2 separate regions of the Homo sapiens genome follow, and region 1 is linked to region 2. A link is a loop called in an ENCODE intact Hi-C map of the cell type or tissue named here. Cell type or tissue: heart left ventricle. All regions are shown on one strand. Each heading gives the region's core, and the rest is flanking DNA. Links, peaks and the distances in the headings are about the cores only. Region 1 overlaps FGD6 (FYVE, RhoGEF and PH domain containing 6). Region 2 overlaps FGD6 (FYVE, RhoGEF and PH domain containing 6).

The links. Hi-C counts contacts between places; a loop is a spot of excess contacts. Peaks named below come from ENCODE experiments on the same cell type or tissue, not always from the same donor. Only the 100,000 strongest peaks of a DNase experiment are listed, where the experiment ranks them.
Region 1: it touches region 2 in a loop (2.0-fold over the local background); 26 of 110 quality-filtered maps call a loop at or near these places.

Annotation. Positions count from the first base shown.
Region 1 is chr12:95,126,941-95,144,332 of GRCh38, forward strand. It overlaps FGD6 (FYVE, RhoGEF and PH domain containing 6), which reads right to left. Exons shown (of 21, transcript NM_018351.4): 6 at 14,448-14,599; 7 at 10,582-10,738; 8 at 7,799-7,886. Among named protein-coding and RNA genes, the nearest start is that of NR2C1, 62 kb to the left of the region's middle. RefSeq lists a silencer at 5,960-6,160. In heart left ventricle, for the core only: no CTCF peak of the experiment used is centred there; no DNase peak of the experiment used is centred there.
Region 2 is chr12:95,203,228-95,214,667 of GRCh38, forward strand. It overlaps FGD6 (FYVE, RhoGEF and PH domain containing 6), which reads right to left. Exons shown (of 21, transcript NM_018351.4): 2 at 5,616-8,040. Among named protein-coding and RNA genes, the nearest start is that of FGD6, 8.5 kb to the right of the region's middle. RefSeq lists a silencer at 5,426-5,720 and an enhancer at 10,743-10,822. In heart left ventricle, for the core only: no CTCF peak of the experiment used is centred there; no DNase peak of the experiment used is centred there; H3K27ac peaks cover 2,484 bases.

The DNA.
Region 1 (17,392 bases), core at 5,580-9,579, 71 kb before region 2:
ATAAAAAAACAGGAATTGCAACAGAACAAGAACTGAGCAAATTACAACATGAATTCTGAATTCTGAGTTGCATTATCTTCCTAATTTAACATGGTTGGAACTACCTTATATCAGACACCTTTGGGCTCGTCAGAAACTAGATAACTAGATTCCTTGTCTGGAGTGCAGGACAGCCCTACTTTTTTTTTTTTTTAAATCAAGTTCTGCCTTAGAGAAAGTGTTAAAATAACTTTGATACATACAATTAACCCTAGGTTTTAAAATAAATACTTGCTAAACAGAAGTTTTCCGTAAGGGTTTTTAAAAAAGAGTCATCTATTAGCGGCTGGGCGTGGTGGCTCACGCCTGTAATCCCAGCAGTTAGGGAGGCCGAGGCAAGTGGATCACGAGGTCAGGAGTTCCAGACCAGCCTGGCCAATATGGTGAAACCCCGTCTCTACTAAAAATACAAAAATTAGCTGGGCATGGTGGCACGTGCCTGTAGTCCCAGCTACTCGGGCGGTTGAGGCAGAAGAATCACTTGAACCCAGGAGGTGGAGGTTGTAGTGAGCCAAGATCGTGCCACTGCACTCCAGCCTGGGCAACAGAGTTAGACTCCATCTCAAAAGAAAAAAAGTCATCTATTAATTTAATTGTGATCTTTTTTATATGCGCTTGTTAGCCTGTACATAGCTCAAATTTATAGCTTCAGAACACTATAACAGATGTTTTAAATATCTCATTTTCTACCAACATGAGAAATCCTAGATTTCTAAAACCTAGAGGCAGTTAATATCATCCTAAAGGCAAAGACAACGAGAAAAAGTAATATAATATGTTGTTAAAGTAGCCTTTTATATAACATAAATATTTTGAACAAGATCAAAGAAACCACCTGATCCACATTTAATCAAAGGACTATTTTTTTCTAACTACATAAGTGGAAAAGACTTATCAGAGGAATTTTAAAATTCCTGTATCTTATATTTTCTCTATCAGGATCCTTACTGATTTAACTTGTTTCAACACTAATGTAATAACCTTCCACAAATGAAAGGCTTTTTTCTGAAAAACAAATTATACAACATATAGCACAGGTAGATGGAAAAAAACTAAAAGGATATGTGATAGCCATCTCTGGATGGTAGAAGATGAAAAAAGACTTAGTTTTTTCATAATCCTTAAATATTTTTGTATGCACAAAAGATCCCTTCAAAGACAAAAAGTGGCCCTTACAAAAATAACACATCACCAGAATATACTTTCTCAAACTGAGTGAGTATCTTTTGTGACTGCTACTTGCACTGAAGTCTGCCTCTGACTTTATTTTTTTGAGATGGGGGTCCTGCTGTGTCGCCCAGGGTGAAGTACAACAGGCACGATCATGGCTGATTGCAGCCTTGAACTCTTGGGCTCAAGTGATCATCCTGCCTCAGCTTCCTCAGTAGCTGGGATGACCGGTGTGTGCCACCACACCCAGCTAATTTTTAAATTTTTCTTTTGTAGAGACAGGGTCTCACTATGTTGACTAGGCAGGTTTCAAACTCCTGGGCTCAAGCGATCCTCCCAACTCAGTGCTGGGATTACAGGCACGAGCCACCATGCCCAGCCCTGCCTCTGACTTCAAGGGGTTTACAATCTAGTGGAGAAGATAAGGCACAGATCCATGGTATAATTAAACAACTAAAAGATTTAGTCACAAGACAAAGGGCAAGATCAATACAATTTTTAGGAATTGAGAAGGAGAAGGCTCAGTGGGGGCCTAAGTGATTGGGCATGACCTCAAAGAGGAAGACTGTAAGCCCCATCAGGGCAGGGGCCACCACTGGGTTGTCTGCCAGTGTATATGGGTGTCCAGCTCAGGGCCAACTTATATAAATATTTGTTGGTGGAGTAATTAATGGAGGAGAGAATCTGGTTTTGAAGGACAGCTTTCAGGAGACAGCAAGAAACCTACTATAGCTAGACTAAAGGAAAAGAAGGTTCAGGTAATTCTGGGTTATAAACTGGTCTTTATACTATGAATAAGTGGGTTTTCAACTTTTCTAATAAACAGAATGAAAGTGTGTCCTTGGAAGAGAAATTAGGCAGTAACTGTGCTAGGCTACATGGAGGGGTGATAAGAGGTAGCATGACCACCAGCAAGATATTGCTATAAAATGGCGTGAGTTTAGAAGGGCCTGGCCTGGAGCCTAACAGAGAAATAGAAGGAGCAGAAACTAGAGGTGGAGGAAAATTTGCTGGCAGATCCTACAGGGAGGAAAGAGAAAAGGGAAGGATTTCAGTCCTTTCCATAATTTTGTGACTGGATGACTGAAAGAATGCTTTTAAACATTTATTAATCCATCCGTCCATGCATCTATGCATCCATGCATCCATGCATGCATGCATGCATCCATCCATCCATCCATCCATCCATCCATCCATCCATCCATCCATCCATCCAACATTCATTGCTGCTACCGCATGGGGATTCTCAATCTTATAAAAAAGAGCAACTCTCCCTTTCCCTAATTACACCTGTCAGTTGACTGAGTCTCTGATGTGTTCCAGGATCTATGCCTGACACTGGGATAGGATAATAAAGATGGTCTCTACCCGGAAGAGATGAGAAAGAAGAAGATAAGTAAAAGTTAAGGCTGCTCTGATAACTACAAGTTAAGAAAACAGATAAGTCTGTTTTCTTCCCATTCTTCCCAACTTCAAACAGGATCCAGCCTGATAAACTGGCCTTGAGTAAAATTTACAAGTTTTGTTTGTTTGTTTTTTCTGAGACAGAGTCTTGCTCTGTCACCCAGGCTGGAGTGCAGTGGTACGATCTCAGCTCACTGCAACGTCCACCTCCCAGGTTCAAGTGATTCTCCTGCCTTAGCCTCCTGAGTAGCTGGGATTATAGGCGCATGCTACCACGCCCAGCTAATTTTTGTTTTTTTTTGTAGAGACAGGGTTTCACCATGTCGGCCAGGCTGGTCTCGAACTTCTGAGCTCAAGCAATCTGCCCACCTCAGCTTCCCAAAGTGTTGGGATTACAGGCGTGAGCCATCATGCCCAGCCAAAATTTATAAATATTTAGGCTTAAATTATATAAATCACTGATTTTGTTATACAACTATATGCATTCTTTTAGATCCGGTTTGAACTGATCTTAAAAAAATACTAACAAGAATGTAGGTGTAAGTGTTTTACTACCATGCAGGAAGAGATTGCCCAAATAGAATACCCTATAGAAACCCAAAGTAAGTCCAGAAAAGAAAACACTGGAAGACAATACCATGGTTATTTGAACAGCAGTGACAGACTGCTCTATCTGGGGATTTCCGCTGATCTTTTCTAAAAGGATTCCAGAAGAAACCATCTTATCTTATCATCTATGCATATCTCAGTGGGAGGCACAAACCTACTTACATTGAATCAGGCAGGACTCCTTCCCCTTCTCAGCCTGAAACTTAAAACAGCAAAGTTGCCAGGAGTTGCCTCAAATGAATGAAGTACCACTCCTGCCTGCTCTTGTATATTTTGTGCATTTGGAATCAATCCAAACTCCAAAATGGAAATAAAAGTACTTAACCTCACAAAGTTGTTGGAGGATTAAATCATTTGAGCTTTATTATCCAAAGTAATTAACATGTTTGAAAGATGCAAATTTAAGACTTAAAATCCAACTTTAAAAAATCTCAGACTGGGCCCAGTGGCTCAGGCCTGTGATGCCAGCACTTTGGGAGGCCAAGGCAGGAGGATCACTTGACCCCAGGAGTTCGAGACCAGCCTGGGCAACATGGGGAAACCCTGTTTTTACATAAAATTTAAAAAAAAAAATCTCAGTGCCTAGACAGCAGTACTTTCACAGCAACAGTAGATATGTCTTGCAAAGTAAAGAGTAATCAGAACATCACAAAAATGAGTACTGGAAAATCAGAATTTTAAATAAAAATAAAAAGCATCAGTTAACAGGATGGATCACTTAAATACAAAAATAAAAATAAAAAAGCAAATCTTTAGTATTGACCTGCAAGGTTATAGGAATGTCCTTAGGATTATAGGAACATAGGTGCTTCAATTAAAGCTGTGTAGCCTTGGGAGGACATTTCACCTTTGTGCTTGTGCCTTTCTTTTTAGGAGAAGATATCATCTCTAATATAAATGTTGTCTCAATGTCATTCTTTGGACAAAAAACATTTTGGCTAAAGAGTTTTTTTTTTTTTTTTTTTTTGAGAGGGAGGTTGCTCTTCCTGGCTAGGCTAGAGTGCAATGGTGCGATCTCAGCTCACCACAACCTCTGCCTCTCGGGTTCAAACAATTCTGCCTCAGCCTCCTGAGTAGCTGGGATTATGGGCATGTGCCACCATGCCTGGCTGATTTTTGTATTTTTAGTAGAGATGGGGTTTCTCCATGTTGGTCAGGCTGGTCTCGAACTCCTGACCTCAGGTGATCTGCCCGCCTCAGCCTCCCAAAGTGTTGGGATTACAGGCGTGAGACACCACACCTGGTGAGATGTTTTAAACCTAGCTTAAAACCAATCTAAATTACTTCCTGAACAGCTTCAACATATCCAAAACTGACCCAGATATTTTGGAGGCCACTAAATTATAGATATAAGACACACTCCCTGAACTCAAGGTTGGAGAACTGAAGCAATCAGAGATGGCTACAAAGAGAATGGACTTCTGACCTGACTTCAGGTCAGGCTTAGGGGAAGGAAAGAATTTTAAGCAATGGAAGAAAAGGCATAGGATGAAGAATACAAAGTCTACTACGTTCTTTAATTTTAGTCCTGATTTCGTGGCCTTGAATAAGCCATTCATCACTTTTCCCCCTTCCCAAATCCACCAGTATCGAGGGCCTATTATATATAAGGTATTGTGCAACAATTAACGAATGGAAAAGCCGAGGTGGGCAGATCATCTGAGGTCAGAAGTTTGAGACCAGGCTGGCCAACACAGCAAAACCATATCCCTACTAAAAATACAAAAATTAGCCAGGTATGGTGGCAGGTGCCTGTAATCCCAGCTACTTGGGAGGCTGAGGAGGGAGGATAACTTGAACCTGGTAGGCGGAGGTTGCAGTGAGCTGAGATTGTGCCACTGCACTACAGCCTGGGTAACAGGCAAGATTTCATCTCATAAATAAATAAATAAATAACAGAAAAGATTTCCCAATCTAAGATTAAGTAAGAGGTAGCTCAAACTAAAAATAACTCCAAGCTCACATGATGTTGGTATTATAAAACAAAATTCTTCTTCTTTTGTTTAAGAGACGGAATTCTCACTGTCACCCGGGCTGAAGTGCAGTAGCATGACCATGGCTCACTGTAGCCTCAAATTCCCGGGCTCAAGCAATCCTCCCGGCTCAGCCTCCTGAGTTGCTGGGTTATAGGCATAAGCCACTACACCTAGTTAAAATCTATTTTAGTAAAGAGAGTTTTTTAAAACCTGCTTTTGTCATTTCACACTTTCTCAATAAAAAACAAACTAAGCATGAAACCTAAATTTAACATATGTAGACTTTTTACTACTTAGAACAGTCGTAGTGTGTAAAATAAAATAAATAATATGGCCGGGCACCGTGGCTCATGCTTGTAATCCCAGCACTTTGGGAGGCCAAGGCAGGCGGATCACAAGGTCAAGAGATCAAGACCATCCTGGCCAACATGTTGAAACCCCGTCTCTACTAAAAATACAAAAAATTAGCTGGGCGTGGTGGCATACGCCTGTAGTCCCAGCTACTCGGGAGGCTGAGGCAGGAGAATCTCTTGAATCCAGGAGGCGGAGTTTGCAGTGAGCTGAGATTGCACCACTGCACTCCAGCCTGGCAACTGAGCAAGATTCCGTCTCAAATAAATAAATAAATAAATAAACAAATAAATAAATAAATAATATGTAAAAATTAATCTTTGCACTAAATTTTCAGATTCTTGTTCCATTCCCCTCCCATTTGAAACTACAGCTGTCTTTTGCCACTAAAAACAGTACTTCATTTGACAGCTATGGAAAGAGCCTATGCCATTCAATAGCTGGTTTATGAGAAGCACTGAGTTTATCTAGCAAAAACACAACATGTGTATCAGTACTTCCCTTTGTCCTGTGTATTCTAAATCTCTGCCAAAAGCAGAAGTAAGAAAGTACAGAGGGACAGGATATCCTTAAATTATTCAGTTGGCTTTATGTCATTCCAGACAGAAACCTAGTGCCTGATTCATCCTTAGAAATTTAAATTAAGGGCCAGTTGTGGTGGCTCACGCCTATAATCTCAGCACTTTGGGAGGCCAAGGTCGGCAGATCACTTGAGGTCAGGAGTTTGAGACCAACCTGGCCAACATGGTGAAACCCCGCCTCTACTAAAAATACAAAAATTAGCCGGGCATGGTGGTGCACACCTGTAATCCCAGCTACACAGGAGGCTGAGGCAGGAGAATCGCTTGAACCTGGGAGATGGAGGCTGCAGTGAGCCAAGATGGCGCCACTGCACTCCAGCCTGTCCTGGGGCTAAAAGGTAGGTCTTCCTCGTGAGCAGTCTGTCACTAGGCAAGCTTTGAAGTGCTGAAGCCTTTTCCCTAAAGAGAAATGAGGAAATCCTGGTTTTTCAGGATTCACCTATTATCTCCAATATAGCTCTTGGCTTAAGAGAGTGAAGTTAAGAAGAAAAGCATGGACACCATTTCTTAAGGAGAGTAACAGAAACCCAGTACCTCCAAATTTACTTATAGAACACATTGACTTTACGGTTGTGGCCACATTTTGACGTTCTTGTCCATTTTGATACAATTTTAATGCGTATTATATATGCATATTAAGTCACTGTACATCCAATACAGTTCAGCAAATATTCCAGAGACCCTAGTAGTAGGTGTTGGGTAACTATGTTTGGTACTGAGACTACACTAGCCTTTTTGTGATGCCAAACCACTTAATTTCAATAAGCCTGTTATCTCATCTGTGAAGATAAAACTGATATTTGCAAGGCTATGGTGAGGATTTAAAGAGCCAGTGAATATAAAGGCCTGATTACAGCAAGTTCCTTCACTCAAACACAGTGTTTTTGCTTTTTTCTTTCCTTCTTTTTTCCTTACTAAACAGACATAGCTCTATAATCTTGAAGCTTACAGTCTAGTAGAAGATAGACTATTATCATAAGGAAATAACTATCAGGATAAGAATACTACTATTACTAATAATAGTAAAAGCTAATACTTATGTAGAACTTGTTATAATTAAAGCATTATTCCTGTTTTTTTTAGACAGGGGTCTATGTTTCCCAGGATAGTCTCAAACTCCTGGGCTCAAAGATCCTCCCGCCTCAGCCTCTCCAGTAGCTGGGACTACAGGCGTGTCCACTGCACCCAGCTACGGTACTATTCTAAGCACTGTCCACATTTAGCTCATTAATCAAACCTTATAACAACCTTCTGAGGCAAGTAACTAGGGCTATGATAATGCTATATAAATATGTGGGAGTGACCCTCTAAACTCCACTCTCGAGTAGTTGGGGAACGTACCTTCTTGGAATTAATAATATTAGCCAGGTGAAATGATGCACGGGTATGGGCTTGGGATGGTCAAAGATGTTCTGAATTAAAAAGCAGCTACATGTATGAATGCCCTGAGGTGAAAATGCACACATGGATGGATGATCAAAGAACCGAAAGCCGTTCAGTTCAGGCAACGTATATGTAAAGTATATAAGCAATCTACAAATCCACGTATTAGGCAACGTGGTGACGGGGGTGATATACAAAGAGAGGCACCCGAGTTTCATAAAGGCAAGAAGAGTTGGCTGATGGATAAACCAACTGGGTGGTTGGCAAAATGCTGGAGAAGCCCACCTGTCAGCAACAGCCTGTACTGGGGGATCCTCTGAACCGGCTTGAGCAGGTAGTGCTTGAGGGCCAGATTAGCACAGCGAGGGCTCATCTGAAAGGAGAAGGCATCTAAATTAACACAGTGTTTTCTAAGAAGCAAGGGACCCAGATTCAAGTGCTCAGGAAGCCAAACTTTAAACATCAAGCAACTCTGGAAGGAGATTCGTAGAGAGGCTCCCTTTTATTTTAAGGTACAGCTGTTAGATACACTGAGAGTGAACCCCAGCCAGACTGACCACCAACCTCCACCCTTTCCTGTAGGCAGTCCCTGAAACCATTTGCTCCTAGGAAAAACTTGTTAACAACCCTCTCAAAGAGCGTGGTAGCCACAGTCTGTGTCCTAGGCTAGTTAGAGCCCACCCTACTCAGCAGCTCCCACTTGTATTGATAAATACAAACAAATCCCAATGGACCAAGAAGGAAATGCATGGCCCCTAAAATAAGGCAGTGGAAATACAACTGCCAGGAATTGGATTCAAATGATAATCAGAGCCTTGTGGTCAATATAGTCAAAATAATGGTGGTGGCAGGGAGAACTGTAGAAAGTAAAGATAACCTGAAAAGCGGCCTTGCTAAGTATCCCTTCTTTAAGAAGTCTGAAGAATGTAAAAGTCTTTTGCAGATGAATGGCCTTATAAAAAGATAGCCCCCAAATCACAGCATTTATAGGAACATTTGATTATGGAACCACATTTTGGCTTGACTACAAAGACATTTGGTTATCCCTTGAAACCTCTCTTCCTTAGTATGTACAACAGACATCTATCTCGGCCCATTCCTGAGCCTCACCCTCATTCTCCAACCTAAGAGTTTACTGTGAGGTGGCATCAAAAAGGCCAAGTGAAAATGTCCCTGCATCCTAAGAACTACAAAAAAGAGTCACGCTTCTAACATAGCGCAAGTTGGTTGATAAGTTTTGTTAGATTTGCTCAGACTTTTATCATTTTCTAAATATGTACCACCACTATCTGGTACACAGAGTGATTATGAAATTATAATGATAATGCATGTTAAGAAAGTATCTTTCATCCAAGCATCATTAACCCAGATTACTAATTCTCCTGGCCTTATGGCTCCCCGTTTTCTTTTGCTAACAAGGTAACACAACTCACTGGACTCTTACCAAAACCTGGGTCAATCATCAGTTGCCACAATTACATTGCACTTTGTTTTTTGATAGCACAAAGACAACAGAGGAGAGGAAAAGAAGAAAAAATTACAGATGACTTTAAAATTTAATTATTTGTCTATTGCACAAATCAGAAATCAGCAATACCATACTATTTTAAAAACTTTTCATTTTGGTTGGGTGAGGTGGCTCACTCTTGTAATCCCAGCACTTTGAGAGGCCAAGGTGGGTGGATCATGAGATCAGGAGTTCGAGACCAGCCTGGCCAACACAGTGAAACCCTGTCTCTACTAAAAATACAAAAATCAGCTGGGCATGGTGGCACATGCCTGAAATCCCAGCTACTCGGGAGGCTGAGGCAGGAAAATCACGTGAACCTCGGAGGCAGAGGTTGCAGTGAGCCGAGATCACACCACTGCACTCCAGCCTGGGCGACAGAGCTAGACTCCATCTCAAAAAACAAAACAAAAACAAAAACAAACAAACAAAAAAAACCCTTTTCACTTCTAGTTTTGTGTGACTGGAATTCACCGATCTTTTAAGCTTCAAAACAGAGAAGTACTAAAATACAGTACGCAAATTTTACTCCAAACTGATGGAGGGGACTTGTGATTTTATCTCTAATTAAATCAGGGTTCCACCCTCACAGCTCTGAGTTAAAAGTCAAAGCTTTGGCTGACACATGCTCTGAACAGGTTATTACTTTTTCTTAACTTTGGCACCAAAACCATGTTATTTATTTATCTAAAGGGAAATATAAATTCTATTTCCCATCCATCATTGTAAGTTAATTGTTAGGATAAAAGAAGAAGTTAAATTAAAAGTTAAGACATGTTCCTTAATCAAGTTCATTGAGTCAGAAAGCAGAATGGTGGTTGCCAAGGGCTGGGAGGGAAGAGAGAATAGAGTTAATGTTTAATGCCTATAGAGCTTCAGTTTTGCAAGTTGAAAAGAGTTCTGGGGATCTGGTTGCACAAGAATGTCAACGTACTTAACATTACTGAACTATAAACTTGAAAACTGTTAAAATGCTAAGTTTGTGTTGTATGTATTTTACCACAGTTTAAAAAGTCCCATCAAAATATTCTTTCCAGCTAGGCACAGTGGCTCACGCCTGTAATCCCAGCACTTTGGGAGGCCGAGCAGGGTGGATCACCTGAGGTCAGGAATTCGAGACCAGCCTGGCCAATGTGGTGAAACCCCATCTCCACTAAAAATACAAAAAATTAGCCAGGTGTGGTGGCACGTGCTTGTAATCCCAACTACTCGGGAAGCTGAGGCAGGAGAATCACTTGAACCTGGGAGGCGGAGGTTGCAGTGAGCCAATCTACGTGCGAATGTACTCCAGCCTGGGCAACAGAGCAAGACTCTGTCTCAAAAAAAAAATTCTTTCCAAGTCAAAATATTCCCATGTGCAATAACAGATTTTCAAAATTAAGTCATGTACATTCTTGAGTTCTCACCATTTAAATTGTTCAATTCCATCTTTGATTTTGAAGGGATTACTTTTTAACTTTTTCTTTGTTTGCAAGCTTTGTTTTCAATGACTGCAACTTGTTATTAAAGCTTCAACAACAAAAAGAAAGAGAAGTGTTCAACATTAGATAGTAGCAAATACCTCAAATTCTCTAACAACAGCAGCAAAACCTGGATTTTTCTTGCACTGTTCATCCAGCAAGGCTATATTCTTATCAAATTCTTTGATGTATGTGGAATACATTTTTAGATATGGTCCCTTCTTTACAAAGATATCAGCAATTCTTTGTTGTTCAGTCCTATGGATAGAGAAGAGATACACAAAAAAATATAAAGAGAGATTGATGAACATATGCAATGATACGCAGAGTCCACATCTAAGCCGCCAACTTATCTTTTTTTCTCTTCTTGTAAGACATACCTCAAAATGCCTACTTTTCACCATTTCCACTGCCACCATCCCATCTTGCCTGGACTCTAACTGGTCTCCCTGCTTCCATTCTTGCCCTCTCCAAACCATTCTTCAACACAAGGAGAGACTCTTAAAAAATGTTTACCATGGCTGGGTGCAGTGGCTCATACCTGTAATCCCAGCACTTTGGGAGCCGAGGTGGGCAGATCACCAGAGGTTAGGAGCTCAAGACCAGCCTGACCAACATGGAGAAACCCAGTCTCTACCAAAAATACAAAATTAGTCGGGCATGGTGGTGCATGCCTGTAATCCCAAGACAGGAGAATTGTTTGAACCCGGGAGGGGGAGGTTGCAGTGAGCCGAGATTGTGCCACTGCACTCCAGTCTGGGCAACAGAGCAAGATTCTGTCTCAAAAATAAATAAATAAATAAATAAATAAATAAATAAATAAATAACTCACTCACTCCTTGGATGGGCACGATGGCTCACGCCTGTAATCCCAGCATTTTGGGAGGCCGAGACGGGCAGATTACTTCTGATCAGGAGTTTGAGACCAGCCTGGCCAACATGGTAAAACCCTGCCTCTACTAAAAATACAAATATTAGCTGGGCATGGTGGCAGGCGCCTGTAATCCTAGGTACTTGGGAGGCTGAGGCAGGAGAATCGCTTGAACCCGGTAGGTAGAGGTTGCAGCGAGCCGAGATTGTGCCCACTGCACTCCAGCCTAGGCGACAGAGTGAGACAATGTCTCAAAAGAAAAAGAAAAAAAAAAAAAAACTTCTTACCTGGCATACAAAGGCCTGCCCTTTCTGACCCCTGTCACACTTCTCTTCCTCTTCCCCATTTCTCTCCCACCACACTGGCCTTCTTTATCTTCTTTGGAGACATGGAATTCATTTCCACTATGCAGACTTCCACTAATGGTTCTACATGCCTGGAAATATAGAACCCTGGCTGGCTGCTCCTTTCCTTTCAGATATCACTGTAAATATGCCACCTTCACAGAGGGCTTTCCCTGACCACTCAAGCTTCATTTGCTACCACAGCGTCCTATTTCAGGTCTCTGCAACTCAGAAACTGCTTCTGGTAGTTTTCTTGTCTATTTATCTGGTCCTTCCCCTACTAAATGTCTGCTCCATGAAAGCAGGATGTCTGTTTTGTGCACTGTGATATCCTCTGCATACTTAAGAGCACAGACTAGCACATAGTAGATATGCAAACCTTCTTGAATGTGAAAATAAAATATTTCATCAATTGTTGTTAAAAGCCAATGGAAAAATGTTATTTCAGAAAGTCAACTAACACCAAAGAATATGTATTGACTTGAACCCTAAGAGAAAAATATTTTAATAAATAGAAAATTAGGCTAGGTGCAGTGGCTCATGCCTGTAATCCTAGCACTTTGGGAGGCTGAGGCGAGAGGATCACTTGAGCCCAGGAGCACAAGACCAGCCAAGGAAACACAGGGCAACCTGTCTCTACAAAAAATTAAAAAAATTAGCCAGGCGTGGTGGGGCACACCTGCAGTCCCAGCTACTTGGGTGGGTGAGGTGGAAGGATCACTTAAGCCTAGGGAAGTCAAGGCTGCAGTGAGCCATGGTCACACCACTGAACTCTGGCCTGGGCAAGAGGTGAAAATCTGTCTCAAAAAAAAAAAATCGGAAGCAAATAAGCCCCAATTTTTTTTTTTTAACTTAAGAAAAAAAAAAAGATTTGTTTTTTAGTAGAGACAAGGTTTCACCATGTTGGCCAGGCTGGTCTCAAACTCCTGACCTCAGCTTATCTGCCTGTCTCGGCCTCCCAAAATACTGGGATTAAAGGTGTGAGCCACAGCGCCCAGCCAGTTATATTTTATTTCTATCATGACTTTTTTTTTTTTTTTAAAGGAGTCTCGCTCTGTCACCCAGAATGGAGTGCAGTGGCACAATCTCGGCTCACTGCAGCCTCCGCCTCCCAGTTCAGCCTCCCGAGTAGTTGGGATTACAGGCATCTGCCATCATGTCTGGCTAATTTTTGTAAGTTTACTAGAGACGAGGTTTTGCCATGTTGGCTAGGCTGGTCTCGAGCTCCTGACCTCAAGTGACCCACCCGCCGCAGCCTCCCAAAGTGCTGGGATTACAGGCATGAGCCACCGTGCTCGGCCTATCACGACCTTTAAAGACTACATTTTAGTCATTTCTCAGTCCTAAATTGTGTATTATTTTATACTTAGGCTACGGCTATGTATTAATTGCTTATCTGCCATATTTACCCAACATATAGAGGCAAGATATTTCCAAAACAAGCAGAGGTATTTTTCTGGTTTATATATAAAGAAAGCTTAGAGAAATTTTGAACATGAAAGTAGGTGATACTATTTTCTTATTCTAATCATGTTGTGTTCCCCATGGTTTTCAACAGTAAATTCAATCCTCCTACACCCATCTTTCTACATTATTTCCACAGAAGTCACCAAGCCTCTGCATACTTATTTTCTTCAGCCTAGTGGAAGTAGCTTCCAATACCAACCTTTTGGTATTCTTTTCCTATTCTTAAATCTACAGCTTCTACAAGCATGTCATACATATATAAATTTGCCTTTCTTTGGGAGGCCAAGGCGGATCACCTGAGGTCAGGAGTTAGAGACCAGCCTGACCAATATGATGAAACCCCGCCTCTACTAAAAATACAAAAATTAGCCAGGCATGGTGGCATGCGCCTGTAATCCCAGCTACGCAGGAGGCTGAGACAGAAGAATCACTTGAACCTGGGAGGCAGAGGTTGCAGTGAGCTGCGATCGTGCCATTGCACTCCAGCCTGGGCAACAAGAGTGAAACTCCATCTCAAAAGAAAAAAAAAATTGCTTTTCCAAAACAACCATCCTATTATTTCAGTGAACGGCCTCTTTTTCAAAACTGGAAAGGGAGTTTCATGACCTGCAGCTCCAGAAGGTAAATAAAACATTTAGAAACTATTCTAATGTGAATATAGCATATAGCATCTATCTACACTGAATCTCAAAAATCTTGATTGCCCAAGTTCACCTATAGAAATTTAAATCGGCTGCATCTTGCTTCTGAGGCAGGATTACGAAAGATTTGTTTAAAATAATAGTATTGAGCTTGGTGTGCCAAGGTTGTGAATTTTGGGCCATTGAAAATAATCAATCTGGTCAGGCATGGTGGCTCACACCTGTAATCCCAGCACTTTAGGCAGAGGCAGGCAGATCACCTGAGGTCAGGAGTTCGAGACCAGCCTGGCCAACACGGTGAAACCTCATCTCTACTAAAAATACAAAAAATTAGAAAGGCGTGGTGGCACACGCCTATAATCCCAGCTACTCGGGAGGCTGAGGCAGAAGAAACGCTGGAACCCGGGAGGCAGAGGTTGCAGTGAGCCGAGATTGTGCCACTGCACACCAGCCTGGGCGACAGAATGAGAATCTATCTCAAAAACAAAAAACAAACAAAACAAAATCAATCTATGGATAACTGCAAAGACAATATATTCAAACAACTCAATGTAATGAAAATATATCTCTGTCACATGTGGGGCCCTTATGGCTTCATCTAAAATTGGAAACACTAGGAAAATCTGAAAACGGTCCATTTTTACCAGTGCAACATTCTTTCCTCCAGTTCCTTCAAGAGATCCCGGTTGAGCTCATACAGCTGAGGCAAGTAGTATAGGATCTGATTTAGAATCCGGTCCTCAATCACTGGTTTCCCAAGTTGCCTGGAAGCATGAGCTACTGCATCCCGGAAATCCTATTACAGTCCAGAGCAGGAAAAACAATACACACACATGTAACTTGATAACAAGCTTTTATCCTCAGTCCCCCTCCTCCCTAAAATGATACAGATTGCACAGCTGTATTTCTCATGCAGAATTACAAATCTAAAGTACCCCCTTCCTCCTACCCCACTCACCTAGATAGGAAATTAAAAATAAAAAATAGTGAGACGATTATTTGATTTTCAAACATACTATATGATATTTATCTTAAACCTTTTAGTTTGATCTCTAAACTTAGCAATTATACTAAGCGAGTGTCTGGAAATTGTAATGCAATTCTAAATAGTCTTTAGAATTATTCCAATACCATCAATATAAACACAATCCATTTATTTTAAAAGTTCCCAGGAGATCTTAGCTAATTTTATTCTGGATTTAAGAGTCCCACTGTCCACTTTCAGTCATCATTTCCCAACAACTGGAGCATCCTAGGTGAGGCATGTGGAGAGAGGCACGTGTTGTGGGTCTCCCTCTGTCATCCAGGATGGAGCGCAGTGGCCCAATCTCAGCTCATGGCAACTTCCCGAGTAGCTGGGACTACAGGCGCGTGCCACCATGCCAGGCTCACTTTTGTATTTTTTTTTTTTTTTTTGAGATGGAGTCTCGCACTGTCACCCACGCTAGAGTACAGTGGCGCGATCTTGGCTCACTGCAACCTCCGCCTCCCGGGTTCAAGCTATTCTCCTGCCTCAGCCTCCCGAGTAGCTGGGATTACAGGTGCCCACCACCACACCCAGCTGATTTTTTGTATGTTTTTAGTAGAGACGGCGTTTCACCATGTTGGCCAGGCTGGTCTCGAATTCCTGACCTTCTGATTCGCCCGCCTCAGCCTCCCAAAGTGCTGGGATTACAAGTGTGACCCACTGCACCCAGCCCATTTTTCTATTTTTTGTAGAGACAAGGTTTCACCTTGTTGCCCAGGCTGGTCTTGAACTCCTGAGCTCAAGAAATCCTCCCACTAGGGCCTCCCAAAGTGCTGTGATTATAGGCATGAGCCACCGTGCCTGGCAGGCACATGCTTGATAATCAGAATCCTGGATCCAAGCCTTTGCTCCTTATTTACTGTGTTTCCTTGGGCCAGCCTGATTTCCCTCATCTGCTAAATGAGTATAATACTAGTTATGAGACTTTAATTAGATATTGCACATAAAACTTTTTTTGCAATGCAGTTGGCACACAGAATGAAACATTTTAACTCTGGACCTGAAATTCTCCCCTCCCTCTTGTCAACCTCTCAATAAATTCACCAGGGTTTACACTTTTCACAAATAAGAATCTTTCTCTTCACCTATTATTTTTCATTTACTGTTCTCTAGACTATCTGTACCATGTTTTAATATAGGTCAATATCACCGCACCCTATTACTCCAGAGCACTTGGAAAGGGTGGGGTAGGAGATAAGTATTTGCCTAGATTTCATTGTCCCCTAAGGGTGGGCCTCAAGATATAAGTAAAACAGAGTGAAATCTGTTCCACAGTCCTGAGGATTCAAAAACAAAGATTTTTTCCTTTTTAGAAACAGCAGTTTTAATTAAAATCTGAAAGCAAAGTTTGGGTAAATGACTAATAGGCCTTATCTTCCCTTACCTTTATTTCCAACTGCTTTCCCTTCAGGGATTTACCGGGCAAATGAAATCAACCAAAAAAGTATACTGTTCCTTCCAATGATCCTTTCAACACCTGCCCCTAACATACATATATTAACCATGAGGTTTGTTTTTTTTTGTTTTTTTTTTTTTTAACTCTGGACAACCAAAAACCTCATAGATAACTTAAAGTATATGAAAGGATTCTTTTTCTAAAGGATGGCTATTTTGAAGAAGTCCAGTCCTCTTATGCTTAATCAATGCTAAAAAACCTTTCACTTAGGACTCAGTACCTGGGACTAAGTTTATTGATCCCACAGTCACATTAGCCCAAAGGAGCCAACTACTCACACCAGTAACTAAAGGACTAACTTGTATACCTAATTAGTATCATATAAAATAAGAGCATTTAATTCTCATAGTATTATAAGCTCTAATCCAGAAAACCACTCAGAACATCTCCAGAAACCAAATGGATATCAGCCATATTTCACCTCCCAACAGCTTGCTTCAATCAGCACTCACATTTACTAAGAGAAAATAGAGCCACTTAACACTTTTGAAAATCATTAGGCTGTCTGCTATCATGCAGGGCTATAGAATACATTTACACATCATGAATAATGTATTCAAAGCAGAATAGTTAAACATCCTCTATGGTTATCTTTTTTGCTTTTGTTTTGACCAGTTTAGTGATTAATATAATCTGGATGCAAGAGTTCCTTGCTCAGCAAAGCAATAAGCGCCACCCTTTCTTCTGGTGGAGTAAGTAATGGCTATATTTGTCTCCTGGCAGCAGGATAACTTTTGTTTCCCAGTTGGAAGGTATTTCCTCTGCCATGACAGTGACAGTGATGTTAGCTGCTAAGTAACTTAAGGACCCGGTTTGACACAGCTTTTGCCAGACCCTGCATTCCATATGTCTGCCACCATTGCCAAAAAGGGAACTTGTTTATTTAAGACGCATTTAACAGAGACCAGCCAAATACAAACTGAACTGACCAGTGAGATGGCTGCCTCTAAATGGAGGCCCTTGTCACACACCAGGCAAAACTCTGCTTTTCCCAGTACTACTGGATGTTTTCAGGTAGCTCGGAATGGACTGATGGCCCACAATGTTTTCTTTTAAATTAAAAGCAGTATGTCAGAATAAAATAGAAATTTAATAATTAAAATAGC
Region 2 (11,440 bases), core at 159-4,158:
TAAAAGAAATAATTTTGAAGTTCAATTTATGTTGAATTCTGGTGCTTGAAGACCAAAAGATAAATCCAAACCTGTCAAATGACAGGCACTTCTGGGCAAAGTTTCAAGGGACAACAATCCACATTTCTGATTCCACTTCCTCTCTTCTCAGTCCCAGTTTGCAATCTGGCTCCTTCTCCAACAGTACCACTAAAACTGCTCTCACCAACATTAAAAAACAACCTCCTAAACACCAGATCTAATCACGCCCATTTAAAAAAGACTTGGTTCAAGTGTTGCCATGTAGGTGATGTTTTCTTTAATACCCTATTCAGGGTACAACTAAGAAAAAGACAACTAATTAGTAAAACCATGTATTATAAATTTCTGTCACCTCAATGGGCAGAAGTTCCTTGGGAGTAGGCATCACTTTTCACCTTTGAAAGTACAATGCTTGACATATGGTCAGTATCTGTGAAATAAATAAATCGAGGGTTTGCTAAGTTGCCTAGGAAAACCCAATTATCATACTTTTTCTTTGAAATATTTATAATAAGAACAAATTGAAACAACACAGGAAAAACTTGGAATGTTTCCAGGGACAGTTTTCTTTATAGAATCAAGAAATCTGCCTCAATTTCAAAAAGGAAATTCCAACATTTGGACACTATTATTTTGCTGATTTGTCTATAGCCCTTGAATAAGGGTTACAGACAAAGGCTCAAAGGCTCAAATTTTAGGAACTTCTCTCTGAACATCAAACTTCTTAAATAAAAATAGTAGTAAATGGGTACCCATCACCTGAATATCAATAAGATAGAAAGATCCTTTGCCTGCTGGCTATTTTATGTTTATTATATCTGAAACATTTCAAGGAAGAGGTCTCATAACTATACTCCCAAAATGTCAGAATAATCCAGAGTGGCTCACAGTTGCACTACCAACAAAACTGCCTCTGAGAACCCGGAGCGGTGACTAAATGATGACCTATCTGGAACACCTAAAGCTATGGTTTCTCCAGCCATGGGAACTTCCCTTCCAGTCTCCTTCATCTTCAGGTTTGGCTGTTCGTCCTTTCTCCTCTGGGGTTTCTCAGTGCCACTCCTTACACCCTCATCCAGTCTCCTCCTCTGGTTTCTTCTACTCACTCTGCCAGGCATCAGAAACTCAATTAGCCGAATGATGCAGTTAGCAAAGGAGAACGGGGAGGGAAAGAGAGAAGGGATTGGAATAAGAAGAAAAGGAGGTAGAGAAACTCACTGCCTACTAATTCCCAGCCACTACCCTACCCTTCCCCCTTATCACTCCTGACGACTTTCAGTCTTCCACACAGCTCACCCAGCCCCCAGTTTCCTCATTCTTCCTTAGTCATCTCATCCTTCCCACAAACCCTGGGGCCCCAGGCCTTGTAGATTTGCTCCTCTGAGATCCCAGGTGCTTAACCCCACCCTGGCTACCGCCTCAGCCCCAGCTTGCATCACAGGGACACACGTGCATGCACGCGCACACACACACACACATACACAGTCAGAGATAATTCACCTCCCTTGGGCTGGGGTAGGGAGAGGAGTGGAGGGGAAGACAGGGCAGTAATGGTTAATATAACCTGCGGACTAAACTGAGGACTTCACCACCATTTCAAAGCTGTTTCTTTGGGAAATACACTCTGAGTTCCAAATTACCATGAACTTTTAGAACACAATCCTTTTAGGAATTGGGGACTGCCTACAACTACTTTCTGATAAATTGTAAACATGTTGTTATAAATTTGTAAATGTAGGCTAGGCATGGTGGCTGACGCCTATAATTCCAGCACTTTGGGAGGCTAAGGCAGGAGGATGTCTTGAGACCAGGAGTTCGAGACTAGCCTGGGCAACAAGGTGAAACCCCATCTCTACAAAAAATACAAAAATTAGATGGGTGTGGTGGCACATGCCTGTGGTACCAGCTACCTGGGAGGCTGAGATGGGAGGATCACTTAACCCCAGGAGGTCAAGGCTACAGTGAGCAGTGATGGTGCCACTGTACTCCAGCCTGGGCAACACAGCATGACTCTGTCTCAAAAAAAAAAAAAGTAAATGGTAAGCAATGGATTTATGAAACATCTATATTCTAAAGAATAAGACCATATGGGCTACACCCAAGCTTGTCAAAAGTCTGTTTACTAACCAGAATTTGGTTGGTCACATGTGTAGACTCTGTAAAATACATGATTCAGTGAATTAGAGCCCTGACCCAGACTTTCTTCCCTGAAGGTTGAGAAACTAAGACACCCTTGTGATGACCCCAGCAGAAAAATCTTAAACAGAGTTCATTTTCACTTTTTCTTATCATTTTAGAACCCCAGTCAGTGTACTGGATTTTGAATTAAGTATTCTAAGGCACAGGTCTGTATTTTCAACAGCGAGATTACCAAACAGGACCCTTTGAGCTCACCTGAAATGTATGCCTCACTGTTCATTTATTTGATCTCAGGGTGTCAAGGTGTCCTCCTCAGGAAGACTTGAATTTCTTTTCTCCTCTATTCAATGTTGTTTACAAGAGGAACAACCTCCCAGGCAATACTGTGATTCTGACCCTATGACTCAGGGCTTTTGATTCCTCTGGCACATTTTAGTAGTCTCAAGCCTGTTGCAGGCTCCCTGCTGCAGGCCTAAACAAAAGTCTCCTTGGAAAGCGAAATTCAAAAGCAAAGCTCACCCAGCTTTTACCAGGCTGCCCTACTTGACAGCCTATAACCTGTCCAAAGCCGCCCTGGTTTCCTGTGGCCTCCAGAAAGAACTCTCCTTATGCCACTGGCTGGCTGCGTCCATTAACCCCTTCTCACCAGCTTCCACCCAGTCGAGTAGCAGGCCCTAACAAACTAAGCAGCATAACAGATAAAAAACAAGCTCCAGGATTGGCAGAGATAATGGTAAGCCCTTAGGGTTTAAGCCTGATGGCCAACAGAAAACACACCCCAATGGCCAAACCTCCAATTTCAAGAAAAAATTGTACTCATTCACAAATAAAGTGATTAAAAAAAAAATTTATCTTAGGCAAGGATAGTAGTACATTGTGAAGAAGCCAACCAAACTTATTACACACAAAAAAATATGCAAAAGCATGTTTAAAAAAAAAAAGGATAGTACCAATAAAATGGTTCTGCAGAGAAGAGCAATCCTGAAAACAGACAATTTGAAATATTTATGCCAAGAACCGGTAGTGGTGGCTCATGCCTGTAATCCCAGCACTTTGGGAGGCTGAGATGGGAGGATCACTTGAGCACAGGAATTTGAGACCAGCCTAGGCAATACAGGGAGACCCTATCTCTACAAAAAATAAAAAATAAAAATCAGCTGGGTGTGGTGGTATGCCCCTGTGGTCCCAGCTACTTGGGAGGCTGAAGGTGGGTGGGGATCACTTGAGCCCAGGAGTTACAGGCTGCGGTAAGCCTTGACTATACAACTGTACTCCACCCTGGGAGACAGAGAGGGGACCCTGTCTCCAAAGAAAAAAAAAAAAAAAAAGAAAAAGAAGTACTTATGCCAAGGAAGGAGCTTTTTGCCTAGGTACTAATATTCAGGAAGCAGAAATATGAAAACAGAATGCAGCTGGCTGTGAGAAAAATTAGACAAGGGAGGAAAGTAGCCATTTTTAGGCAAAAGGAGGAAGGGCAGGAAAGACTGACTACGAGTAAAGAGAAATGCTATGAGAATACCTGACAGTTAAAGGAACTTAAAATAATTTACTTTACTTGGTACGCTGACTTGCTCGACAATTTTATTTATTCAATTCACCCAACAATGCTTTTTTTTTTTTTTGGAGCCCCCAAGATATGCTTTGGCTGTGCCCCCACCCAAATTTCACCTTGAATTGTAGTCCCCATAATCCCTACATGTCGTGGGAGGGACCCGGTGGGAGGTAATTTAATCACGGGGGCGGTTTTCCCCCAAGCTGCTGTTCTAGAGATAGTGAGTGGGTTCTCACAAGATCTGATGGTTCTATAATGGGCTTTTCAATCTTTCGGTCTGCACTTCTCCTTGCTGCCCCCATGTAAAGAAGGATGTGTTTGCTTCCTCTTCCGCCATGATTGTAAGTTTCCTGAGGCCTCCCCAGCCATGCTGAACTGTGAGTCAATTAAACATCTTTCCTTTATAAATTACCCAGTCTTGAGTATGTTTTTATTAGTAGCGTGAGAACGGACTAATACACCCCACTATGTGCCAAGTATTTTCTAGAAAAGTCACATTTCAAGACTTGAATTTCAAAGACCTGAAGTTAGTGGACTAAGAACAATCTAAAGATTTCCAAAAGGGTCCATGTGCTTTTTTGTTAAACACAAACAAACATTAGAAATACAATGGAAAAGCTACCTATGCGACTATGGAGAGAAGGAAGCCGCTGCAGTGGTTGCTCTCTTGGCCTATTTTCATTCATTCTCTCTTAGACCCAATCAACATCTACTGATTCTACTAGGCCTCTTGCTTGGCTTTATCCAGGGCAAAGAGATGACTAGAACTCTTCATGGAGCTTAAAACCAAATACAGAACATCAGACATGCCAATAAATAGTTATACATTAAGACAGCCTGAGATGAAAGGATATCACAGCATAACTGGGTGGTCAGAATAGGAAGTAAACACTTCTGACTAGGTAATTGTAGAAGCTTAATGAAGCCAAAGACTGAGGGGGTGGATTATTGAGGATGGGCACGATTTTAATAAGAGAGATGGAGTAGGTATTCCACAGGTAGGAAGTGCACACACAAAAGTGAGAAATAGGCCCAGTGTAGTGACTCATGCCTGTAATCCCAACCCTTTGGGAGGCAAAGGCAGGAGCAGTGCTTGAGCCCAGGAGTTCAAGACCAGCCTGGGCATGATGGCAAAACCCTGTCTCTACAAAAAATACAAAAATTATCTAGGCATGGTGGCATGCACCTATAGTCCCAGCTACTCAAGGAGGCTGAGATGGGAGGACTCCTTGAGCCTGGGGAGTCGAGGCTGCAGTAAGCCATGATCATACCACTGCACTCCAGCCTGGGTGACAGAGTAAGACCTCATCTCAAAAAAAAAATTTTTTTTTAATTAAATTATTTTAAAAGTGAGAAATAAAGAGTAGTTACGTGTTTCCTGCATTTTTCCTATATCCACTTGAGGTCAGCAATTAGCCATCAACAGGTAAAATGACCAATCTTCAAAGAGTGGTGAACTTCTAAAAATGTGGAGGTTCCACCTGATAAGCGCACCACACGTAAATGCCTACATATTTCAGTAACTTCAGACTTCTTATACCTAGCAAATAAATGTCATTGAATTGGCCAATTTCCTGCCCCAGGTTTCCTGATATGACTTCTGAGCTGGTGTCTGGAGGCCCAGGACCTCTCTGTTCCACGCCTTCCTTGCAGCAGCACCTACATTGCCACTGGTTCAAATTCTTTGAATCGGTTACTAAAATAAATTAACTACTTCAAGCTTGTATTGCAAATACCCATTCCAACTGTATGCTAAAAGGAGGCTGCACTTGAGAATAATTACACATTTTCTAAACTATTCCTTCAACCACGTGTTTTTTTTCCCCCTGCATTCCTAACTCACCAGGCTGTTGAAGGTTAATTGCAATGATGCATGCAAAAGTGTCTGTCTGGCACCTGTTACCTGGAATGCTGATGTCTGGGTCCAAGCTGCAGCTGGCCATCTGGAGCTTCATACGGCTCTTCTACCTCATACACATTTGCATCAGCGTCCTCCATGCTGCTGGAATTCTGCCATTCCAACTCTTGAGTTTTCCGTATAGCCATAATAAATGGCAAGTTCTCGTACTCTGGTATTTCCTCATAATGGCGTATATTTTCATACTCCGGTGCACAGAGGCTTGTAACAGACTTGTAAGGTGCCTGAGATGATGACTCCCGGGAGAGCATTTGGTCATCCAAAGACTCAGCTCTCAGACCATTAGCTGCACTGGTCTGGCCCCGAGACTTCTTCCTCTTCTTTTGAGATTCCAGGCTATAGTTTTCTGTGGAATATGCCTTGATGGGTTTACTTCTCTTCTCCTCTCCTACCAACAAGCCTTGCCAATCACTTTCAATCCCCTTCTGCTCCCCACTGGAGAGGTGGCCTGTGGTGGTGTCTCCGAGTTGGCTACTCTTGGACCAAAATTTTTGAAAGTCACTCTTCATGAAACAGATGGACAGTTTCATGCTGAGCAACTTTTTAAAAGAGTTTTTCTTTGTAGAGTCTTTGCAAGGCTTAGTGCACTTTTCCACATCCATAGCAGATAACGATTTTGCTCTGGGCTTGGTTAGGGCTGTTGAAGGCTCACTGTTTGACGATACGGTGACAGACTTTAAGAATTCTGGGTTCCCTGAAAAGGGTAAAATAGGATGAGGTAACTTCCACACTGGCTTTTCTGAAGCCCGTTTAGGCATATCAAAGGAGGATGACACACCACGGTTTTGGGCACACAAATGCTGAAGGTGATTTCTTTCTAGACTCTTCTCTGAACTTTTTTCTTCACTTGAAGGATAAGAACTTTTTTCCAAAAGCTCCTCGGAGGCAGCCTTTTTAAGCACTCCTGTAGCAGGCAAGCTATGTCTTTGAGGTTTTTTGGGGACAATTCGTAGAGAATTTTCCTCTTTTATAACAGATTCCTTTTGCATTTGAGGGGCAGAAACTCCCAGGTTTCTCCCAGATTGCAAATGTTCATTGCAAGTTAATTTGAGCTGCTTAGGCAGGCTCATAGATACAGTACATCTTATAAAACCGGTCCCTTCGTCCACAGCAAGCGACATACTAGAACCATCTACAGTTGTGCTGTCAGAACTCAAATTAGAGTCTTTATCAAAAGAAGGTGCCATTTTTTCAAAGGAAGTTGTTTCATTACACATGGCTTTCTGTGAATTGACTAAGTCCTGTGCATCACTGTTGGATTCCATATTCAATTCACTTTTATTTCCTAGCTTCATTTTATCCACCTGTTCCTGCTTACACAAAACATTCTGATGCAGAACACTGATTTTATTGATTTTCAAACTATTTTCAGTAAGACAGGAAGAGCTACTGTCTGAATTCCCCGGTTCTTCAGTGCTTTCACTAGGAGTATCTACACACTTTTGGCGTAACAGACGAGCAGTTCGTGTCTTTCTGGGCTTGGGAGTTGGAAATTTTGGGGTATATGGTACTAAATGAATTTCTAAGGGACCAAGGTCTTTGACTTCTGATTTCTTACTAACTCCATCTGAAGATATTAAAGTACTCCTTTTCCCATTTTCCAGAGCCTCTAGTTCAGATGACTGAAAGCAATTATTGCTTTTTTCACTGTCATCCTGGCAAGTTTCAAAATGTTCACATTCATCACTAGGAAGCTGTAAGTGGCAACTGTGATGATCAGGAACTTTTTCAAAGCTGGATGGGGAAGGTGACAAATCCGCAAATTCAATTCTGAATTGTCCATTTGAATTACAGCCACCATTCATTTCTGGGCTGTCTGTGGGCCTGTGCTTCTGTGCAGAAATAAAAGGTGGCATTTGGTGTATTAAGGCATCTTTGAGCTCCTCTTCTAAAACGCTTGCCTTTAAAACAACCCCACCCTGGTTCTTGGCTTTTTCACCATACAAATCACATTTACTCCTAGTTTTTATAGTCAAAGTCTCATCAATTTTACTGTTTTCTAAATTTTCATTCATTTCCAGGGGCTCTAAAACAAGCTGCTTTACACACAAATTCTCTCTATGGCCCAGCTTATGGATACACTCAGAACTGCAGGAACACATTGGTGAAATATAATCATTGCTCTGATTGCCTTCATATTTACAATTAAAGTTGTCAGTGCTTTCAGCTAATTCCTGTTTATGCCCTTCCAGGTTCAACATGATTTTCCTTGATGGCGACTGCCCAATCTCTCGAACAGGTGAGGTCTTCAGGACTTTTGGTTTTGGGGCTATTGCTGGTTTCATTTTCTTTGTCGACTGTGGAACACTAGAAATCACAATGTCGGGTTTAGGTGCAATAGGAGGTGGGGCTGGCTTATTATTTGCCACAACAAACTTGGGCTTGGGGGCCACTGGTGGCTTCTTTATCTCTAGAAAGGAAAAAATAATAATTTGATGTCAAAACAACCAAAGCACAAAATGATACATGATTAAATCTGATAGCATTTTTTATTTTTAACAATATGACCTTGCCTTTTACTGAGTATGTTACATTATATAGTATCAATATTACTCCTGAAAATTCCTTAAATTGTCTTTCAATTCCATACATAGCTTTGGGTCTATTGTACATTTTTAAATAAATCCAATACAGTTTGTTTCTCCAGCTTTGGAACTGTTACCATATCTTTTTTTCTTTTTCTTCTTTTTTTTTTTTTGTGAGACGGAGTCTTGCCCTGTCGCCCAGGCTGGAGTGCAGTGACATGATCTCGGCTCACTGCAACCTCTGCTTCCAGGGTTCAAGTATTTCTCCTGCCTCAGCCTCCTGAGTAGCTGGGATTACAAGTGCGCACCACCACATCCGGCTAAGTTTTGTATTTTTAGTAGAGATGGGGTTTCACCATGTTGATCAGGCTGGTCTCAAACTCCTGACCTCGTGATCCACCCACCTCAGCCTCCCAAAGTGCTGGGATTATAGGCGTGAGCCACCGCGCCCAGCCCATCATATCTTTCATTGACAAAAAATGAGATAATTGACTTCAGTTTGGGACCCACATAGTTGTTCTTCAATTCATTTGCCAAGTGCTGAAAGTTGAATTTGCCTAAGTTAAATGTAGGATGCAGCTCTTTAAACTTCAGATCAATGATCAATGATCTGTCTACCTCGATAGATAGAACCCCAAAACAATATTAAAAAAGGAAGACAGAAATCAGAAATTTTCTAAATTTAAAAACTGAAAATTAATTCTTTGGTATTATTTAAGGCTCATAATAAACCTGGTATTTCTTTCTCCAAGAGTTATTGGTTGGGAATTTTCATTATATTCCTTCACGGAGCTCTATTTTTTAAAAAGTCACATGTCTAGGTCCTACCCTAGAGTGAACTAGTTAGTTTCTGGGGATAGATCCTGGACATCTGTACATCTTTTAAGTTCCACAGGTTATGTTGTTTATCCCTCATTAACATCCACTGTTCTACTACATTTAAAAGATAACTACAATTTCTAGTGTAGCAATTCTTCCTAAACATTATATATAAGGTATTTAACTAACACCTATTATACAATGCTGCATCGGTACAGATCTGCTCCTATACTATAGGAACCTAATAAAAGCTTTACACAACAGACCTATAAAGCGAAAAGATAAATAAAGCCTGTATATCTGTAAGTTCCTTTATGTTCTTCCACCTACACTGTCATATTATTGACCACATTTCCCCAAGGAGACATGTCATAAAAAATATTTTATCTTTTACATTTATATTTGTTCGTTTGACAGGATCTAACACTTAATAAAAACTTAATTTACTGAAAAAACTTTTCAAAATATCTGCTGCAAAGGACTGCTGGACGTTGTTTAATTACTTGAATAGACAGGGGCTCTGATATTTCATTTGGTGATGACTTACTTTTGAACAAAGGAAATTAGTCACGACACTTGGGAAGCTATTACACGGAACTGAGTTTTTTTAAAAAAAAGAGGAGTAGGGTGCTCTACTTCCTTTTACCAACCAAGGAAGAATTCCCTAAATCTCTACTTCTATGTGTGCAATAAAGATTATATGATGTATATGATGATACATGTCCTCTCACTCAATTTCTAGGTATAATGTCATCATCAATAAAAAATTATTTTCAAAATAATGCAAATTCCTATACTACATAATTTCAGTTAGCTGTTCAATCATCATAGTTAATTTTGTCTGAGTTTTTTTTAGGCAGAAAATAACTGAAAAACCCTTCAAATCCTAGTGAGAAACCTAGTTGTAAATGTCTATTAAATCAAACCCTCCATTTAGTAAGTCAAGTCTTAAGAGAAAGTATGAATGCCTTAGGCCTCTTCCCAACGGCCCATCTTACTCAGTACGACTGTCAAGTTGATTTTATTTCTGTAACCATTATCAAAACATCCTACCTCTGGGATTTTTCAAAGAATTTTTTAAAAATTAGTTTTGGCAGCCTGGCATAGTGGCTCATGCCTGTAATCCCAGCACCTTGGGAGGGCAAGGTGGGAGGATTGCTTGAGCTCAGGAATTGGAGACCAGCCTGGGCAACACAGTAAGACTCCGTCTCCATGAAAACAAAAAAAATAGTTTCGTAAAATGAAGAGTTCTTGAGATTGGATGTACCATGTGAATGTACTTAACACTTCTGAACTATACACTTAAAAATGAGTAAGACGGTAAATTTATCTTATGTGCTATTTTACCACAGTTGGAAGAAAACTTCATCTCTCATCAAATTAATCTTTTACTTTCCGTATCTTAGAACCTTGTCAGAAGCTTTAGGGTCATTTAAATATCATTTTTAAAAAATCCCTGGTACCAATTTTACTCTTTTTAAAAAATGCGTTTTGTACACAAATCTGCTTCCAAGAGATATAAATTCCTGTTCTAGTGTCACAGAAATTCAATTAACTACGTATGTGCTGGAGTTGATTCCCAATAAATATAGCAAAGTCCTATTACGTACATAAAACCCTCAACGCATACTCACTGAATTCAATTAATAACTGTGAACTTGGGCTTGCCATTGTTAGTTAACTGTGTATTGAAGGAAGTCACAGACATAACTCAGGGAGCTGGCTAACCTAATTGTGGGCCTTGTACAGACCTGGCTGCCTCACTTTCCTTCCTTATAAATGGGGGAGTTGAACAGGCCTCTAAAGCCCATAGGAATCTGAGATGATAACTTCTGAGACACTCATTTCAGAAGAACCTCATGTACTGTGGCCTCTGTCTCCTGCGTTGATGTTTTTTCAGTTCACCTTTGTCTGTGTTCAGCATAAGACACAAGCTCCAGAAGGGCAGGCACTTTGTCTCATTCACTGATGTATCCCAGTGCTAACAACAGGGCCTGGGAATAATCACAGCTGCCACATACACATACTCTTTAATATGTCTCCATAACAGAAAATTTCTTCTTTAAAAATAATCACATTCAAAAATGTACATCCATTTTAATGTAGAATAATATTTTGAAAAGTTAGCAGGAATCAATTTCAATACGATTATTGAAAAATTCCTTAATTATTAATAGGAACAAGTGTTCAACTAAGTCACTGGTAGAGCAATATCCAAAATCCTTCATTATTTTTTTTTCATGGCTCTATTTTGGAAGAAACACAACTCAAAAAATAATAAGCCATTATATTATGGTCTACTCCAATGTGAAATAAGTGCATGACATTTGGCAATAAATCTAGCACCTTTGGATCTTAATACTGCATCAACAGTCAGACCCAAAGCTTCTTAGAGCAAAGCAGCAAATCTTTTATTTACACAGCTGTTTGGCTCCAGGGAAATATAAGGTAAGAAAGTAAAGCACT